3 separate regions of the Homo sapiens genome follow, and regions 1 and 3 are each linked to region 2. A link is an interaction called in ENCODE POLR2A ChIA-PET data of the cell type or tissue named here. Cell type or tissue: OCI-LY7. All regions are shown on one strand. Links, peaks and the distances in the headings refer to the core of each region. The heading gives the core; the rest is flanking DNA. Region 1 overlaps RTN4IP1 (reticulon 4 interacting protein 1). Region 2 overlaps LINC02532 (long intergenic non-protein coding RNA 2532). Region 3 overlaps QRSL1 (glutaminyl-tRNA amidotransferase subunit QRSL1).

Region 1 (5,000 bases), core at 1-5,000, 110 kb after region 2:
TGCATGACCTAATCACCCCACCTCCTAATACCATCACCCTGGGGGTTAGGATTTCAACATACGAATTTTGGTGGGACACAAACATTACAAACATTCAGACCATAGCACTTGGTACTTGCTGCTCTCAGAAATTTCGGTTTACTGAAATTACCACACATGGGTTATAATAATGGCCTACCTCTTTTAACTGCTTATTTGTGAGAGTCACATGAGAGATGTGAGCACCTTAAAATACTGTAAAAATACTTTTAATGAAGAAATTCTATAATGAGATTTTATTGTACCTAAACTCAGAAGTTCCAGTGTCCAAAGTGGATTTTCCATTTGACTATTCATTGTGATTGATGGAGCATATTTTGGCTTCAATATGCTAAGCAATAACTGTTCTTTTTCTGTTAGCTATTAGCTATTGGCATTAAGGCATGCCTTAGTCTGCACAAAGCACATCAGTATTTGTTATCAAAGATGAATCATCTTTTTTTTCTAATCAGTTAATTAAAAAAAAACAAAATTAACAATGACAAAAACACCTATCAGCACCTTGGAAGATTTTATAGGATTTCTTTATAACAAACAGCTTATTTGAAATTAGGACAAATCTTTCTAAGGGTTCAATGATGTTTACCTTTTTCCCCCTTTGTTCTGTAGTTACTTTTCTGCAGCAGCTGAGTATCAGTGAACCAAGGAAATAGTTTATTCTTGATGTCATATAATACTGTCATTTTGTCCACACATTGATATCATTAGAAAATGTCAAGTGAGGCCAGGCGCGGCGGCTCATGCCTGTAATCCCAGCACTTTGGGAGGCCGAGGTGGGTGGATCAAGAGGTCAGGAGATCGAGACTATCCTGGCCAACATGGTGAAACCCCGTCGCTACTAAAAATACAAAAATTAGCTGGACGTGTTGGCACACACATGTAGTTCAAGCTACTCGGGAGCCTGAGGCAGGAGGATCATTTGAACCACAGAGTTGGAGGTTGTAGTGAGCTGAGATTGCGCAACGGTACTCCAGCCTGGTGACAGAGCAAGACTCCATCTCAAAACAAAAAAAAAGAAAAAGAAAATGTCAAGTGAAAATTATTTTCTTTTTATCAGCCCATCTATAGTTTCTTCATGATTTGTTCAGTAGGAACACATAGATAACTTAGGGCTCTCAAGATAAGTAGAAATTTTTTTAAAAAGTTGTTACAACCGGATATTTTTTGAATATGTTAAGATTTGATGGTTTTATTTATTGGTAGTGTCATTGGTGCACTTGAATATTTCATGCTCTGCCTGAAATTCATGTCTTGCCGGGAAAGTTGTACTTCATTCTGTTTGACAGAAGTATTAAAAGGTGTTAGGTGTAGTGTTGCGTGCCTGTAGTCCCAGCTACTCGGGAGGCTGAGGCAGGAGGATTGCTTGAACACGGGAGGCGGAGGTTACAGTGAGCTGAGATCATGCCACTGCACTCCATCCTGGGCAACAGAGTTAGGAATTGAACTATTCCTCCTCCACAAAATAAATTTCACTTTTAAATTGTGTATACTTGCAACTCAATGAAGTGAATTTAGGAATACTTTTTTTTTGATATTAGGTTTTATGGCAGTAAAATTTTGTCATGTAAGTGTAAATTAGGTGTCTGATTAATTCTGATATAGAATTATAGAATTAGGCCCAGAGTTAAAAACATTGGGTTTATTCCCTACCGATATGCTTATATTAAAATTAAAATGACAGCCTTCTTCTTTCAAATGCATTCTAAGGCCTTTTCTTCACCCCACCACCACCTGTTTCTTCCCACTCCCCAAGCCCATTACCCTTTTGGACTTTAAGTTTTCATTTGCACCTGACTGGGTTGTATTGTTAGGGGGGTAAGGGGAAGTAGAAAGAAACCCCAGCTGTTTTCTTGCATAAACAAAGTATGGGGTTGAGGAGGCAAGGAGAGTGAGAGTGGAGGCTCTGGCTTGGTCAGTGTGATGGAAATGAATCTTCCTTTGCTTCAGGTCTATTTTCCAGGGAGTCCTGGGTGGGGGGGTGGGGGCTGTGGGCACTTGAAAGAATAGCAGAAACCTCACTCCTGGAAATTTGTGTTTTATACAATAGCTTTCTAAGTGACTAGGTTAACTATCTCGTGAGGTTACAAGTCATTTACTCTTCAATGGACTGTAATCTAGCTTCTAGCCTTGCCTTTCAATTGCATCTGCCCTCACTGGGGTCGTAGCTAACTTAAGTGACTTAAGTTGCCAAGCCCAAAGACATTTTTCAGTTCTTATTTTAATTTGATCTCTCTGAAGTAGCTGGCATTGTTGAACACTTCCTAAATACTTACTTTTCGTATGGTTTCAGGGACATTAAGACTTTTAAGTTTTCTTTTTTTGTTGTTGACCATTTCTTGTCATTTTTAGAAGCCCCCACTTCTTCCTCCAGCCCTTTAAATGTGCTGTTTTCCCAGTATTCCACTCTATTCTTCCTTTTTGTTTCCCAGGGTTATCTCATCTACTCCCAGCTTCTACTTATAGTTTGGTAACTTACAGATCTGTATTTCTAACTCTGTCCTCTTACTGAGTTCCAGTCAGATGTTCTCTTTATATCTCAAACTCAACTTGAGCAAAACAACACTTACCAACTACCACCCCAACTCTTCCTCTGTAATCCTAATGTCAGTTAATTGTGGTTTACCCTAAGTCAAAACCTGACATTGTTCATAAACCCTGCTCTTTCACCTTCCTCAGCACTACTCATTATTGTTCGTGTCATGTAAAATATAAGATTGTTGCCAAATTTGGAACAATGTCTTCCAAGTTCCTTTTATATGCCAGCTATAAGATTTGTGAACCCAAAATATCTGAGACAGGTCTCAGTCAATTTAGAAAGTTTATTTTGGCAAGGTTAAGGACACGCCTGTGACACAGCCTCCGGATGACATGCACCCAAGGTGGTCAGGGTGCAACTTGCTTTTATATATTTTTGGAAGACAATACATCCATCAATACACATAAGATTTACATTGGTCTGATCTTGAAGGGTGAGACCTCTTGAAGAGGGGTGGGCTTCCAAGTGATAGGTAGATTTAAAAATTTTCCGATTGGCAGTTGGTTGAAAGATTTATTATAAGTGAAATGGAATGTCTGGGTTAAGATAAGGGGTTGTAGAGACCTAGGTTTTGTCATGCAGATGAAGCCTCCAAGTAGCCAGCTTTAGAGAGAATAGACTGTAAATGTTTCCTATCAGATTCAAGTTCTGTGTTGATGTTAATGCTGCAGGGGTATAATGAGGCCTGCAACCTCCTCTCTCATCATGAGCAGAACTAGATTTTCAGGGAACTCTGGAATGTCCTTGGCCAAGAAGAGGAGTCCATTCAGATGGCTGGGGCCTTAGAATTTTATTTTTGGTTTACAGATTTCAAGGCATTTCACGTTTTCTTGTGTAGTGAATAAGCCTAAAATACTGTTGTATTTTAATGAACAATCCTGATTAGTTTGTTGTTAACCTCTTCCATATAGTGTTGTCTTGTAAATTCTTACATTTTTTTAATTGGAGGAATTTTCCACAGACTAGCTTCTGGCTTTGTACATTTCAAACCTTGTTTAACTTTCTTTCTCCTTCACTACTCACATGACCCTGTGCTGGGTGCAGTGATACACAGCTTTAAGAAAATGTCATGTGGCTTAGGTGAGTTGACTTAATGAGAGGTAGGAAGAAATTCCTGGAAGGCATTTCTTAAACTAGGACAGCTAGGGATAACTTAACTTTACACAGAAGTGACTACGAACCACATCAGTATTTTCCACTAAACCCCAAACAAGTATATTTCCAATCAACTTCCCTTTAGCTAGATCTAGTATCACCTGAGAAAAAAGCAAGACTGATGAGTAAGAGTGAAAAAAGACCAATCTTAACTGATTGTGGTTAGCATATCTTTTACAAATTTTACAAAAACATGTCTGTTACATATAAAGTTTCGGCGCCACAAAAGAAATAGCACTTGAATATAAAATTTTCTTTTTAATTCTCAGCAAGGCCAGTTACTTCTATATAGAAGGGTGCGCCCTTACAGATGGAACAATGGCGAGCGCATGTTTGGACAAGGGAGGGGAAGGGGTTCTTATCCCTGATGCACGTGGCCCCTGCTACTCTGTCATTCCCCTATTGGCTAGGGTTAGCCCACACAGACTAAACTAATTCTGATTGGCTAATTTAAAGAGAATGATGGGGTGAGTGCTTTGGCGGGAGTCAGGGCAGAGCAGGTAGCAGGTAATCGGAATGAGTTATGGTGGAGCAGGTGATGGAATGAGTTAGGGTAGAGCAGGTGATTGGAATGAGTCAGGGTGGAGCAGGTAATTGTAAAAGGTTGCTTTATGAGGAAGTTTAAAAGTAGAAGGCAAAGAATTGAACATACTGACATATTAATTATTTGAAAAGAAATTTAGAACTCGTATCTAACATGTCTATGCAAAATATTGCTAGGGTTCCTCTCTGGGCCTTGTGTAAGTGAAGGGCTTCGGCTTCATTGGCTCCATGGTAAATCCTCTGACCTCACTACTTCTCTCTGTCTTATGCCCTATTGTCACCCATCACAAGCTTTTTTTTTTTTTTTTTTTTTTTTTTTTGACGGAGTCTTGCTCTGTCGCCCAGGTTGGTGTGCAGTGGTGTAATCTCGGTTCACTGCAACCTCCACCTCCCAGGTTCAAACGATTCTCCTGCATCAGCCTCCCGAGTAGCTGGGATTATAGGTGCCCGCCACCATGCCTGGCTAATTTTTATATTTTTAGTAGAGATGGGGTTTCACCATGTTGGCCAGGCTGGTCTCGAACACCTGACCTCAGGTGATCCACCTGCCTTGGCCTCCCAAAGTCCTGGGATTACAGGCGTGAGCCACCATGCCCTGCCCATCACAAGCATTTTTCCCTCTATCTGCTTCTGTATAAGATTGAAGGAACCAGTGATTTGGGATGGTTCCCACTGCCTATCCCATTTGGGGGGATACATTCCCAGTACCCCTGGTTGAAATTCTGAA
Region 2 (6,706 bases), core at 895-5,894:
TATGGTTCTGGAGCCTACAAGACAAGGTGGGGCAGTAGATACAGGATGGAAGGTCTTTATATGTGAATCTGGTTTGGAATAGCTGGAAGAACACGCCCAGATTTCTTCTCTTTGTGCTCTATTCTTTAAATTGTATTTTATGTGGCAATCGATTTACTGGTACTTTTCCCCCAGTCTAGATAATTATTAACTGTATGGATTTTGCCAGTAAGAAATTAATCTGCTCTGTGGAGCAAATTGTTTGGACAGAACAACCTTCAAACTTTGTTTCTGCCCTGGCAGCCAGAAGGTTGCAATGTGAGCTGAATTTGGCCCTAAACTAAGTCCTGGTGGCTAATGAGCCATGAGCCAAGGCTGAGAAGTGGGGTGGCTTGTGCCCTGCAGTCGTGAGAAAAGGCACAGGGCAGCTCTACGTGGACTTGGGCTTAGCATCTCTGGGTTGCTCAGAGGGCAAAGTGTCCTGAGGGAGGTAAATTGTGGTAAAACAGTTTAAAAAGTGAGAGGAATGGGAGAGGTGAAGCTTAATTCCTGCTGGTTCCACGGTGATGCTATAATGCTTAGGAGTTGAAAAACGATTTCTCTAGCCCATAGGAACTCAAACTCACTGAAAGAGAAAAAACTTGGCATTGCTTTAGCAAAATTCAAGTAGATGCTACATTCCACTGGAATAATCTAGAATGCATGTGCTAGTTTCTTCTATACTGCAGGTCGCATTCTCTGGCAGGCCTGCTTCACTTGGCAGCAACACTTTTAAAGAGAAACGGCTACATCTCCAGGTTCTGTGCCCCGGGCTTGCAGAGAAAAGGAATAAAATTAAAACAGTATTTGAACTTTTAAAAATATTTAAATTGCTGGCTCATTTCAGACTGGCGTTTCTTAAAATAATGGTCTCTACTCACCAAGCCACTGCCAAGGGACCCACGGTGGCTGTCCTGTATCCTTGGGTTCAATTAGAAGAACTCTCCTTGCTCATCAAGGCTTTTCATAGCTGTCTTTCCCATTTATCCTCCACACCTGTGAACTTCTGTCATAAGTTCTAGTCCAGCCCATCATCTCGCTGGTTCCACTGGACACCAGGCACTATACTTACCTTTTCTTTTCTTTTCTTTCCTTTTCTTTTCTTTCTTTATTTTCTTTCTTTCTTTCTCTCTCTTTTTCTTTCTCTCTCTCCCTTCCTTCCCTCCTTCTTTCCTTCTTTTTTTTTTTTTTTGAGATGGGCCCTCACTCTGTTGCACAGGCTGGTCTCAAACTTCTGGGCTCAAGTGATCCTTCTGCCTCAGTCTCTTATGTAGCTGGGACCACAGGTCCAAAGGCATATGCCATCACATCTGGCTAACTTTTTGCTTTTGTGTAGAGACGGACTCTCACTTTGTTGCCCAGGCTGGTCTCGAACTTTCAAGCCATCCTCCCACCTCGGCTTCCCAAAGTGCTGGGATTGTAGGCGTGAGCCACCATGCTCTACCTGTACTTGCTTCTATTTTTGCATTCTGTTAGATTGTGTCCTTCATGACGTAAAGAATGCACACCCAGTAGAATGCATTTCTATTCTTGCATGCTACTTTGCATTCTTGTTTACAAAGCTTCCCCTAACTTCCTCCCTCCTTCTCCACCTGCTCAAATATGTCAATATTCAGACTTGGACCCAGCCCTTCTGTTGCTGACTGTTCTGGTGGCAGGCCCTTCTCCCTGCCAAACAGGACCTCAGTGCTGTTTAGGGGTCCAGCTCTCTCCAGCTAAGGGGAAGGTGACCTGGCCACAGCTCAAGATAATTTCCAACTTCTAAGTCAATTATCATGGTCCCATCCCCTGACCATGACTAGCTGGGGTGGGCAGGCTGGTTGGTTTGTAGAACATCCTTCAATTTCCAACTTCCAATTCAATTTGCCTGGTTGTTTCCTCATTCCTCGTGATTAGATTCAGCTTAAACAATTTGAGGTCGGAATATGAATAATCTCTTGATTAACCGAGAGGGTAACTGGTATTTATAATTCCTGAATCCTTTAAAGTGTGAGGAGAGCCATAGAATCCATGTCCTTGGGGACATCTTGTTTATTTTTATTTTTACTTTTATTTTAGGTTGGAGGGTACACATGCAGGCTTGTTACATACGTAAACTCGTGTCACGAGGGTTTGCGCTACTGGTTGTTTCGTCACCCAAGTATGGAGCCTAGTACCCAATAGTTATCTTTTCTGATCCTTTCCCTCCTTCCATGTTCTACCCTCAAATAAGCCCCAGTGTGTGTTGTTCCCCTCTACGTGTGCATGTGTTTTCATCATTTAGCTCCCATTTATAAGTGAGAATATGTGGTATTTGGTTTTCTGTTCCTGCATTAGTTTGCTAAGGATAATGACCTCCAGCTCCATCCATGTTCCTTCAAAAGACCTGATCTCATTCTTTTTTTGTAGCTTCATAGTATTCCATGCCGTGTGTATATGCACCACATTTTCTTTATCCAATCTGTCACTGATGGACATTTAGGTTGATTCTATGTCTTAGCTATTATAAATAGTGCTGCAACAAACTTTTGAGTGAGTATGTCTTTATGGCAGAATGATTTATATTCCTTTCGGTATACACCCAGTAATGAATGGGACTGCTGGGTTGAATGGTAGTTCTGTTTTTAGCTCTTTGATGAATGACCACACTGCTTTCCACAATGGCTGAACCAATTTACACTCCCACCAACAATGTATAAGCATTTGCTTTTCTCTGCAACCTTGCCAGCATGTTATTCTTTGACTTTTTAATAAAAACCTAACATTCCAACAGGTGTGAGATAGTATCTCATTGTGGTTTTGATTTGCATTTCTCTAATGACAATGATGTTGAGCTTTTTTTCATATACTTGTTGGTAGCATGTATGTCTTCTTTGGTAAAATGTCTGTTCATGTCCTCTGGGGGCATCTTTTTTATAAGCGAGTTTCTCAAATATATACCAGACATGGGAATCCTGTGATTTTGTGTTTCTCGTCCAAACTAGTGAAGCCACTTGCATTAAGAGAGGCCCTTACCTCTCCAGGCCCTTGGCAGTCCTGCATTATCCACACATTGCCCAACCCGGGGCCCCACAGTTAGGCCTGTGCTGCTGCCAGGGATTGCTGTGGGTGGAGATGGCAAGGGCCTGACAGATGCCTACGTTATTGCCACCACCCCCAGGGCAAGTTTCTCCAGGGATTCAGCAGAGGCTCAGCTTGTAGCCTCAAGGGCTCTCTGGCTCTACCTCCTTTCTGCCTGGAGGATCGTAGCCCTGGCCCTCAAAAGGCTGAATGTGGAGGGGAATGGGGCCAGGCACTTTTATAGTACATCACATAGGCACAGGATAAATGTTTTGAGGGAATCAGGAGTAAGGAGGTAGAAAGAGCTTTAGTGATAATTGACTGTTTTTCAGATCAATGCCATGAAATAATACAAACAGCAAGAGGATATCTCATTGTTATTATTTTGCTTACCAATATTCTAGAGCTTTAGGCAAAATTGCAAAGGAGCTATTATTTTTCTTTGGTGTCTTCAAGCCTCCCCTTCTAGTCCCTCACTATTGTCCTTCCTTAGACTTCTAGAGCTCAAAATGGCTTCTATCAGGAATTAGCTTCGGTTTCTTTGTTCACACCAAAGTGTATATGGCTAATAACATTTTAAAGTGTTACTTCTATGGAGATGTTGGCATTTTGCCAGGTTCAACAGCCAATAGAAGAAATGCAGCTTAAAATTCCTTGCATCTGCCAGATGGGGAAAATATGTGACTCTGTATATGGATCTCCCCTAAAATTCATTTATTTGTTCAATAAATATTTATTGAGGCCTATTATAGCAAAACCTTAGGGAAATAAGGAATGCATATTAAAGTACACAGAAAAGAATTTACGCGAATGGGCAAAATGAGGCAGGCAGTGTTACATGTCTTGTCTGAGATTACCAAATTTACTTCTGACAATCAATCCATAAATCACTCAAGAAACAGAGGAAATACTGGAGAACTGTTACTCAGTCTGTGATCTGCATTTATAGTGTAGTTTGGGTAGCAAGAATAATATGCATGAAGCAATTAGCCAGTTGTTATGGATTGAATGTGTCCCCCCAGCAAATTCCCATGTTGAAGCCTTGACTCCCAGTTTGATAGCATTTGAAGATGGGGCCTTTGGGAGGTAATTAGGGCTAGATGGGGTCATGAGGGTGGGCCCTTGTAGGGCATTAGGGCCCTCGTAAGAAGAGAAATCAGGCCGAGTGCAGTGGCTCACGCCTGTAATCCCAGCACTTTGGAGGCTGAGGCGGGCGGATCACCTGAGGTCAGGAGTTTGAGACCAGCCTGGCCAACATGGTGAAACCCCGTCTCTACTAAAAATACAAAAAAATTAGCTGGACGTGGTGGCGGGCAGGCGCCTGTAATCCCAGCTGCTTGGGAGGCTGAGGCAGGAGAATCTCTTGAACCCGGAGGCTGAGGTTGCAGTGAGCCGAGATCATGCCATTGCACTCCAGCCTAGGCAACAAGAGAGAAACTCCATCTCAAAAACAAAACAACACAAAACAAAAAAAGAAGAGAAATCAAAGCTTGTTCCCTGTCTCTCTCTCTCCACATGTGAGCACACAAAGAGGTCACGTGAACACACAATGAGAAGGAGGCTGCCTGCAAGTTAAGAGAAGAGGCCTCAGCATGAAACCTGCCTTACTGGCACTTTGGTCTTGAACTTCCCAGCCTCTAAAACTGTGAGAAATAAGTTTCTGTTGTTCAAGCCACCCAGTCTATGGTATTCTGTATGGCAGCCAGAATTAAGACACCAGTGAAGCAAGATAATCAGTAACTGGATACTTAACTGTGTGGTATAAAACATAGGGGCTTTAGTAGAGAAGAAAATTGGACTTTGTTGGGGACATCCTTACTACTTCTGCTCATGTATCATGCTTTAGCTTGTTTCTGTCTTTGGAGGAGGCTGCATATTTTTAAAATACCCCCAAAAGTACAAAGACTAATGTTATAGCCCCTGTGTTCTCATTATCCAGGCTTAATAAATGTTGGCCATTTTCCACTTTTGTTTCATATATAAGTTTCTACAAAATGACAACACCTTAGATAAAGCTGAAGTTCATGTTTCATTCTGCATCCCTTCCCCCAAGGGCTTCTTTTGCTCAATATGGGACTCATGAGAGTCATCGGTGTTGTGTGAGGCAGCTGTTTGTTGATTTTCTGGACCAAATAATGTTCCACCGTGTGACTGGACATACCTTAGTCTATCCATTCTACCACTGATGAGCATGTAAGCTGTTACTATTTTTAACTATTACAAATTATCTTGCTAACACATTTTTGTGCATGTCTTTTGGTGACCAAATGGACTCATTTCTCTCAGGTATGTATCTCAGAGTGAAACTGTTTTATCACAGTGTATGCTTTATATTTAGTGCTTTCCAATTCCTGATTAAGAAATCTTTGCCTGCTCCTAAGGATGTAAAATTATTCTCTTATGGCCTGGCTCAGTGGCTCATGCCTGTAATCCCAGCATTTTGGGAGGCCAAGGTGGGAGGATTGCTTGAGGCCAGGAGTTCAAGACCAGCCTGGGCAACATACTGAGACCCTCATCTCTACAAAAAAAAAAATTTGTTTAATTAGCTGAGCTTGGTGGTATGCACCTATAGTCCTAGCTACTCAGGAGGCTGAGGCAGGAGGATCGCTTGAGCCCAGGAATTCAGAGATGCAGTAAGCTATGATCATGCCACTGTATTACAGCCTGGGTGATAGGGTGAGACCCTGTCTCTAAAAAGATACATCTATTAAAAATAATATTATTTTATTTTATTTTATTTTATTTTATTATTATACTTTAAGTTTTAGGGTACATGTGCACATTGTGCAGGTTAGTTACATATGTATACATGTGCCATGCTGGTGCACTGCACCCACTAACTCGTCATCTAGCATTAGGTATATCTCCCAGTGCTATCCCTCCCCCCTCCCCCGACCCCACAACAGTCCCCAGAGTGTGATGTTCCCCTTCCTGTGTCCATGTGATCTCATTGTTCAATTCCCACCTATGAGTGAGAATATGCGGTGTTTGGTTTTTTGTTCTTGCGATAGTTTACTGAGAATGATGATTTCCAATTTCATCCATGTCCCTACAAAGGACATGAACTCATCATTTTTTATGGCTGCATAGTAAAAATACATTTTAAAAAATAATAAATTATTCTCTTATGTTATTGTCTAGAATCTTCATTATTTTACCTTTCAGATTTAGATCTACAATCCACCTGGAATTGATTTTTGTATATGGAGTGAGGTAGAGGTCAAGTTTTGCTTTTTCCCGTTTGACTGTCTTATTAACTTAACATCATTGATGTAAATGACCACTCTTTTCCTACTATGCTTCAGTGCCACCTTTGTCATAATCAAGTGTTCCTTCAAGTATGCATCTGCTTCTGACTCTCTCCCTTCTGTTCCTTTGAGCTATTTGTCCTGGGCCTTTACTGCACATCTCAGATTTGTCCCAACAAGGATTGAAGAAGCTGGGTTATTCATCCACCAATTCCTATTACTCATTGGTGAAAAGTTGCTCCTGGGGACATGAACTCCCTTGCACTTCTGCCGTGCTCTGGGAACAAGCCAGAAATAGTCCTATGACCAGGGAAAGTCTCCAGGATCTACTTCTCCACTTACACAATTGTTGGCAGCATCCAGTTCCTTGTAGTTATGGGACTGAGAGCTTCAGATTTTTG
Region 3 (6,706 bases), core at 869-5,868, 61 kb after region 2:
TAAGCTTTCAGTAAATTATAATTTGGCCACATGCCAAATTGTGGCGTCTGTAAGAGTTTACTGTGAGGCCTCTATAAGAAAATGACTGAAATTCATGATTGCATGCATTTATTTATAGCTACAAAATATTGCGTGCTTATTCTGTCAGGTATCATGCTATGTGCTTTCAGTGTGTCACTTAAATTTAATCCCTCCGACTACCCCAAGGAGTGGATATTATCCCTATTTTACAGGTCAGGATACTGAAACTCAAGACAAGTTACGCGGCTCGGAAATGGCAGCAACAAGATTCAATTCAGGGTTGTCTGATTTTTAAATCTGGTGGCCTTACCCCACTAGGAAAGCTAATTTCCCACCATATCATATACTACCCAATATTAAGCATCTATATAGATACCCTGACAAGCATTTTTTGTTTTTAATCTATTTCTGGTTTTATTCTTCTTCCTCACTTTTATTATCACTTCATGGATTTCCTCAACTATTTACTTTTATACAATTGTAATAATATATTTTTAATAAACTGCCTAAAATATTTTTGGGTTTATATTCTATTGAGGTACAAAGAAAAATAAATAAAAAAGCTCCTCCGAAATCCTGTAGTAATTACTTTTACTTAATGTTGCCTTTGGTTTTTTTTTCGTGTTATTTGCCTTTATTAAATTTTCAGGTTTATGTTCTAGTGTACACATTGCTTAAGTTATTAAATAACTGAGGAAAGCCTTCTATTTTAAACTTCCTCTGGGTCCTTCTAAACACAACGGATATGTCTTTTCCTAGGCTTGTGCCTTGGTACAGATAACCAGATGTTTGAAGAAAGGGAGGGGGACTGGGCACGGTGGCTCACTCCTGTCATCCCAGCACTTCGAGAGGCCAAGGTGGGCAGATGGCTTGCGCCCAGGAGTTCAGGACCAGCCTGGGCAACATGGCAGGACCCTGACTCTACAAAAAATTAAAAAAATTAGCTGGGCCTGGTGGTGCCACACTTGGGAGACTGAGGTGGGAGGATTGCCTGGACCCAGGAGGTCAAGGCTGCAGTGAGCAGGACTGTGCCACTGTACTCCAGCCAGGGTGAGGGCAAGACCCTGTCTCAAAAAAAAAAAAAAAAAAAAATAATAATAATAAAAGGGAGGGGGATTAAAAGTAGTTAATGAATGAAAATTTATAATAAGAGATATTTTTAAAGTTCCATTATTTTACTCCCCTGCTTTTTATTTATTATTTATTTTTTAATTTTTTGAGATGGAGTCTCACTCTGTCGCCCAGGCTGGAGTGCAGTGGTGCACTCTCGGCTCACTGCAAGCTCTGCCTCCCAGGTTCATGCCATTATCCTGCCTCAACCTCCTGAGTAGCTGAGACTACAGGCGCCTGCCACCGCGCCTGGCTAATTTTTTGTATTTTTAGTAGAGATGGGGTTTCACCATGTTAGCCAGGATGGTCTCGATTTCCTGACCTCGTGATCCGCCCGCCTCGGCCTCCGTAAGTGCTGGGATTACAGGCGTGAGCCACCGCGCCTGGCCTACTCCCCTGCTTTGAATCAAATAAGGTATGGCACACGGCTTGCTGAATCCCGAGGTCTACTTATTAGTACCTGCTTATTTCTTTTCACTATCCTTCAGATTCTGTTTAAAATCCTAAAGTTACTTATTTACATTAGGAGGTGCAGCTATTTCCTAATAGGAATAAGCACTTTTTTTTGTCATTTTGCAAGCTCCTCTTCTATACCATGCCATCTTTAATTTTAAACAGCCCAGTCTGATGTCATCACAGAGGACCCGGTGTCAGCCACTCAAAGGGAACATTCTGCCTCCTGGGTTTCAGGTGCTTTTTTTGGTAACGCTAAGTGTGGGCCAGCGTGGAACAGTGGTTTTCCCGCTTGCTCCTTTGGCTCTCTGTGGTGGCAGAGCACCATGTTTTATGATCACATCATTTTTTCACTCTGACACGTGTTCAAACTTTTGCTTTGGTTTGGGTCTTTCAGGTGTTATCAAGGAACTCATCTTACACGTGTAGACATCTTCACCTTTCAAAAACACTCTGTTCTGGAAGTTCTGTTGCTAATAATTTTAGAGTTTAATTAGCTGAGACAAAGAAAGTATTTGCCACTTAAATTCCCAGACAGTGACTTGGCAAAATGAGACCTACTAGATTAAGAGTAAAAATGAAGAGAAAAGAAAAACAAATTAGGTATCATTTCATGGTAGTTGGGTATCAGTATATGAGAACGGTAAATGTTTCACTTTTTAATTTCCAGATTCAAATTATTAGTGCAGCTCATGTAGAGATACAGGAACAAGAGATTTAATATTATTTGAAATAATATTGAATACTGAATAATATCATTGAATATATAATATTGAATATTATTATTTCGGCCAGGTGTGGTGGCTCACGTCTTTAATCTCAGCACTTTGGGAGGCTGAGGGAGGCAGATCACTTGAGCCCAGGAGTTTGAGACTAGCCTGGGCAACACAGGGAGAGCCCATCTCTCTCTCTCTCTCTTTTTTTTTAAATTCATTACATAAAAACAGATTGGGGCAACGGTTTGTTTATTTACTTGCTTTTGACATCATATTTGCTCCTTCAACTAAAATGGTTTCCTCCATCTAGGATGTTGTGGTGTCTGAGCAATTAAAAAACTTAAAACGGTTTCCTCTTGCTATAAAGTAATGCAATTTTCTCTCATGGATTTCTTCCTCTTTCAGGGATTCAGAGTCAAAATCTATAGGAATATTACTAAGCCTGGCACATAAGACTTTTATGTGAAGTTAATCAGGTTGAGTATTTGGGAGCGGGAGGATCTCAGAGAGGACAGAAAACTGTTTATGAAAACTAACAGGTGACGATGAAACATTCCAGTGGTTCTGCAGATGATTCTGACTCATTATTTTCTCTTCATGAACGTCATATTTAGAAAACAATTTTTTTTTACTAAACAAAGTGAATTTATTAAGTAACAATTCAGCTTTCATTTATCAACAATATGTAAGTGCTAGATTAAAATACCTGATCAATATGAGATGACAATGGTGTTCTAGTGAAGACACAGAAATCCAGTGATGAAGCCTTATCATGAGTAAATGGATGGTTTCCATTAGATTTTGTCAAATATTGAATACAGATATCCATTAATATCTCTGGGCTCGAGGGTCCCAAATAAAAAACACTCGTAAAGACAGTCAAGAGGAAAAGGAAACCATGAGATATAGAGAATCTGGGGTAAGGCAAGTTCTTGCCATGCGCATCCCCTCTTCTGCTTCATCAGCAAATTATCTGCATGTTTTTCAGAGTGTATGTTACTTGTGTATTTTGAACCTTTTTCACTAATACCATGCTCTGCTATCTACCAAGTTTCCAATCTGTGATGGTCTGTTAGGTTACAATAAATGTTTCGATGACATTAATGAGCTCATTTGTGATCAGTAAATAGGAGCATGAACTCAGTGTAACATGGAGTTGTTCTGGCTTCTAGGCATGGGCTCCGGAATAGCAGAAGTAAAATTGTAACTCTAAGGAGGAAAGGAAAGTTCTCAGTCATTTCAGCTCTTTCTTAGGGAAATAAAAGGAGTCCCTGCAAGTGGAGCTCCTCCCCAGAGAGGCATACCCCTGAGATTTGCATGATTCTGGGCCCTGACTGGTTGCATTTCCTCCTGTGCTCAAAGTTCCTCTTCCACCTGCTCTGCTCAGCGCTCAGAAGCCAATAATCGCACTCAATTGTTTCTGTGCATTTTTAACAACCCCTGAGGCGGCCTTCACCACATGATAAGTTGCCTGCCTAGGCTATCCAAGTTACCTCTAGAAGGACTATTCATGTTTTTGTTAGTGCTTTAGTTACACAGATGTACAATTTTTGAGAAGTTTATCCCTAATCTTATTTTTACTGTAAACTCTTTAATGAACATTATGGCAGAATGCATTGTCTTTGAGGAACAGGTATCTTGTGTTATTGTAGAAGTATTGTACACTTAGTGGATGCTTACTAAATGCTGACACGTTATTTATTATTAATTGTCACAGGAATTTTAAAAAGTAATTCCATGGAATGACTGTATTAACAAGAACCTAATTACAAGAATTGAGCAAGACCATTTGACTCTCTAGAATATAGAATCTCTGTACGTCATTTTATTTTATTTTATTTATTTATTTTGAGACACAGTCTTGCTTTGTCACCCAGGCTGGAGTGCAGTGCAGTGGCATGATCTCGGCTCACTGCAACCTCCACCTCCAGGGTTCAAGTGATTCTCCTGCCTCAGCCTCCTGAGTAGCTGGGACTACAGATGCCCGCCACTAAGCCTGGCTAATTTTTGTATTTTTAGTAGAGACGGGGTTTCACCATGTTGACCAGGCTGTTCTAGATCTTCTGACCTCATGATCCGCTCGCCTTGGCCTCCCAAAGTGCTGGGATTACAGGTGTGAGCCACTGCACCCAGCCTAAAAGTCATTTTAATTTGTAAGATATGTTTACTGTTTTAGAGAGACAGAGGCTAACTTTTCATTTTCAAGGACTGCTGAACAATCATCCATGAGTTCTTGAAGTTGAATAACAGGAAACTGTACTTGTTTTTCAAACCATTTGGCTACTGTAAGAAGCTGCTGGTCACAAAACGCACGTCCAATAAACTGCAGTCCTATTGGCAACCCTTGGTTTGAGAGTGCAACAGGGATACTCACTGCTGGCAATCCTGGGAAAAGAAGGAAACCCAGTAGGTGATTAATTCTCCACCCTAATTAGCAGAGACCTCTTCCACTTTCCAGTGCTAATAAGTACAATACAGGATAAGGTTTAAAAAACAACCAAAAATATTATGCTATATAATGCTTTTGTACTATGTTTTGTTTACTTAACAATATATCTTGGAAATCATTCTGTATCAGTTCACAGAAACCTTCTTCATTCATTTCTTATTGCTGTATAGTACTCCATTACTTGGTTTTACCATAATTGAGTAAACCAGTCTTCTGTGGTTGGGTATTTAGATTGTTTTCAATATTTAGCTATTTTATACAATGCCCCAGAGAATTACTTTGTGTATGTATTTTTTTGGTATTCTTGAAATCTTCTTAGATGAGGAGGAGATTGCTTCATCAAACGACAAATGCATATGTAATTAGATATTGCAAAATTCCCCTGCAAAGAAGTTGTACCATTTTGAACTTCCACCTATAGCCTTGCAGACAGAGTGTGTTGTTCAGTTTTTGAATTTTTGGCAATCCATTAGATGAGAAATTAGCTCAGGGTAGTTTTAATTCCAGGTTTGGGCAGAGAAAGTACAAAATCCCAGACCATCTTGTTATACAATAAAACAAGTTTTCAAAAATTAAAATGGGGACAGTTTTAAAGGATACATATAACTTGAAGGGGCTCTTATTGGCCAAATTTAAGGCAATTTGACCATCAAAAACAATACTGACAGTAATTGCTTATAATACATTGAATTAAAGAAAAAAAGGAAGGCTCTTCTTTAGAGAATACTGCTAGCTAATAAATGTAGAAGGAATGACAGATTTAGTAAAGCCAGAATTTTGTAATTCTCTAGCTAATATTTCAAGGATGATCAATGAATGCTAAAACTGGGTTCAAGATAATTGGAAAATAGGATATTCACATGGTCTCAAAATATTACTCCAGAAATTGCTTAAAAAAATGATAAAAGGAAAAATGTACCTTTTTATAAGGAAACATCTAGCAGTTACTTCCTTAGCGAAGTGATCAACTTGGTTTCCAAAAGTGAGACAAACTGATATTAACTGTTTCCTGACATGAAGATTATGTAGTACTTCTACCAAAAATGTTTAACTCAACCCAATCATGAGGAAGCAATCTGACAAATCCTGATTATGGATGGGACATCTTACAGCACAAGTGGACTGGGCTCTTAACATTTTTTAAGTGCTAAAGATAAGAACTGTTGAACCAGAGTTCTACATCCAGCAAAAATAACCTTTAAAAATCAAAGGGAAATCAACACATTCTCAAAAGGAAAGCTATGATAATTTTTCATCAGCAGACCTACCCTAAAAGAAAGGCTAAAGAAATTTCTCTAAACAGAAGTGACAAAATAAAGAATCTTGGTACTTCAGGAAGGAAGAATGAACACAGTAAGCAAAAGTATAGGTAAATGTAATAGACTTTCCTTTTCCTCTTAAGTTTTCTACATTATGTTTGATGATTGAAACAAAAATTATAGCATAGCCTGATGTGGTTTTAAAGAAAAAAGAGAGGTGGGGTGATTGTTCTAGATTTTAAAAAGATACCATAAACCAATGTAATATATCAGGAGGAAAGACAACTTATAAAAGACACTTTTGGTAGAACTGAGAAAATTTGAATATAAACCATATTTAAATTATTCTTCAATCATGTTAGTTTTCTTAGGTATGACAATGGAATTGTGGTTCTGTAGGAAAATTTATCCTTATAAGATTTGTACAAAAGAATTTAGGGGTGAAGTGTCATGACATCTGAAACTTTCAAATGATTCAGGTAAAAACAAAGTTGTTTGTGTGGTGAGTGTGGGTGTGTAGAAAGAGGAAGAGAAGGGCAAAGCAAATATAATGTTAACAAGATTACATCCAGGTGAAGGGCATATCAGCATTCATTATACCACTTTTTCAGCTTTTCTGTGGGTTTAAAATTTTTCAAAATAAAAGTTAAAAAAAACTACTAAGTGTGTTGTGTTTGTGTGTGTGTGGTGAGAGTGCA

What was found. ChIA-PET counts read pairs that join two places held together with the same protein. Peaks named below come from ENCODE experiments on the same cell type or tissue, not always from the same donor. Only the 100,000 strongest peaks of a DNase experiment are listed, where the experiment ranks them.
Region 1: POLR2A ChIA-PET joins it to region 2 with 5 read pairs; 2 of 35 experiments call an interaction of 5 or more read pairs at or near these places.
Region 3: POLR2A ChIA-PET joins it to region 2 with 5 read pairs; 3 of 35 experiments call an interaction of 5 or more read pairs at or near these places.

What each region holds. Positions count from the first base shown.
Region 1 is chr6:106,611,978-106,616,977 of GRCh38, reverse strand. The region is part of intron 4 of RTN4IP1 (reticulon 4 interacting protein 1); the gene reads left to right. Among named protein-coding and RNA genes, the nearest start is that of RTN4IP1, 15 kb to the left of the region's middle. RefSeq lists enhancers at 2,038-2,544, 3,052-3,559 and a silencer at 3,090-3,384. In OCI-LY7, for the core only: no CTCF peak of the experiment used is centred there; DNase peaks (open chromatin) are centred at 1,867 and 2,197; H3K4me3 peaks cover 1,358 bases; H3K27ac peaks cover 3,859 bases.
Region 2 is chr6:106,724,906-106,731,611 of GRCh38, reverse strand. It overlaps LINC02532 (long intergenic non-protein coding RNA 2532), which reads left to right. Exons shown (of 7, transcript NR_033557.2): 5 at 6,223-6,270. Among named protein-coding and RNA genes, the nearest start is that of LINC02526, 33 kb to the right of the region's middle. In OCI-LY7, for the core only: a CTCF peak has its summit at 2,912; DNase peaks (open chromatin) are centred at 1,567 and 2,841; H3K4me3 peaks cover 655 bases; H3K27ac peaks cover 1,035 bases.
Region 3 is chr6:106,663,761-106,670,466 of GRCh38, reverse strand. It overlaps QRSL1 (glutaminyl-tRNA amidotransferase subunit QRSL1), which reads right to left. Exons shown (of 11, transcript NM_018292.5): 11 at 2,050-4,685. The coding sequence ends at 4,465. Among named protein-coding and RNA genes, the nearest start is that of LINC02526, 28 kb to the left of the region's middle. In OCI-LY7, for the core only: no CTCF peak of the experiment used is centred there; a DNase peak (open chromatin) is centred at 3,646; H3K4me3 peaks cover 861 bases; H3K27ac peaks cover 3,437 bases.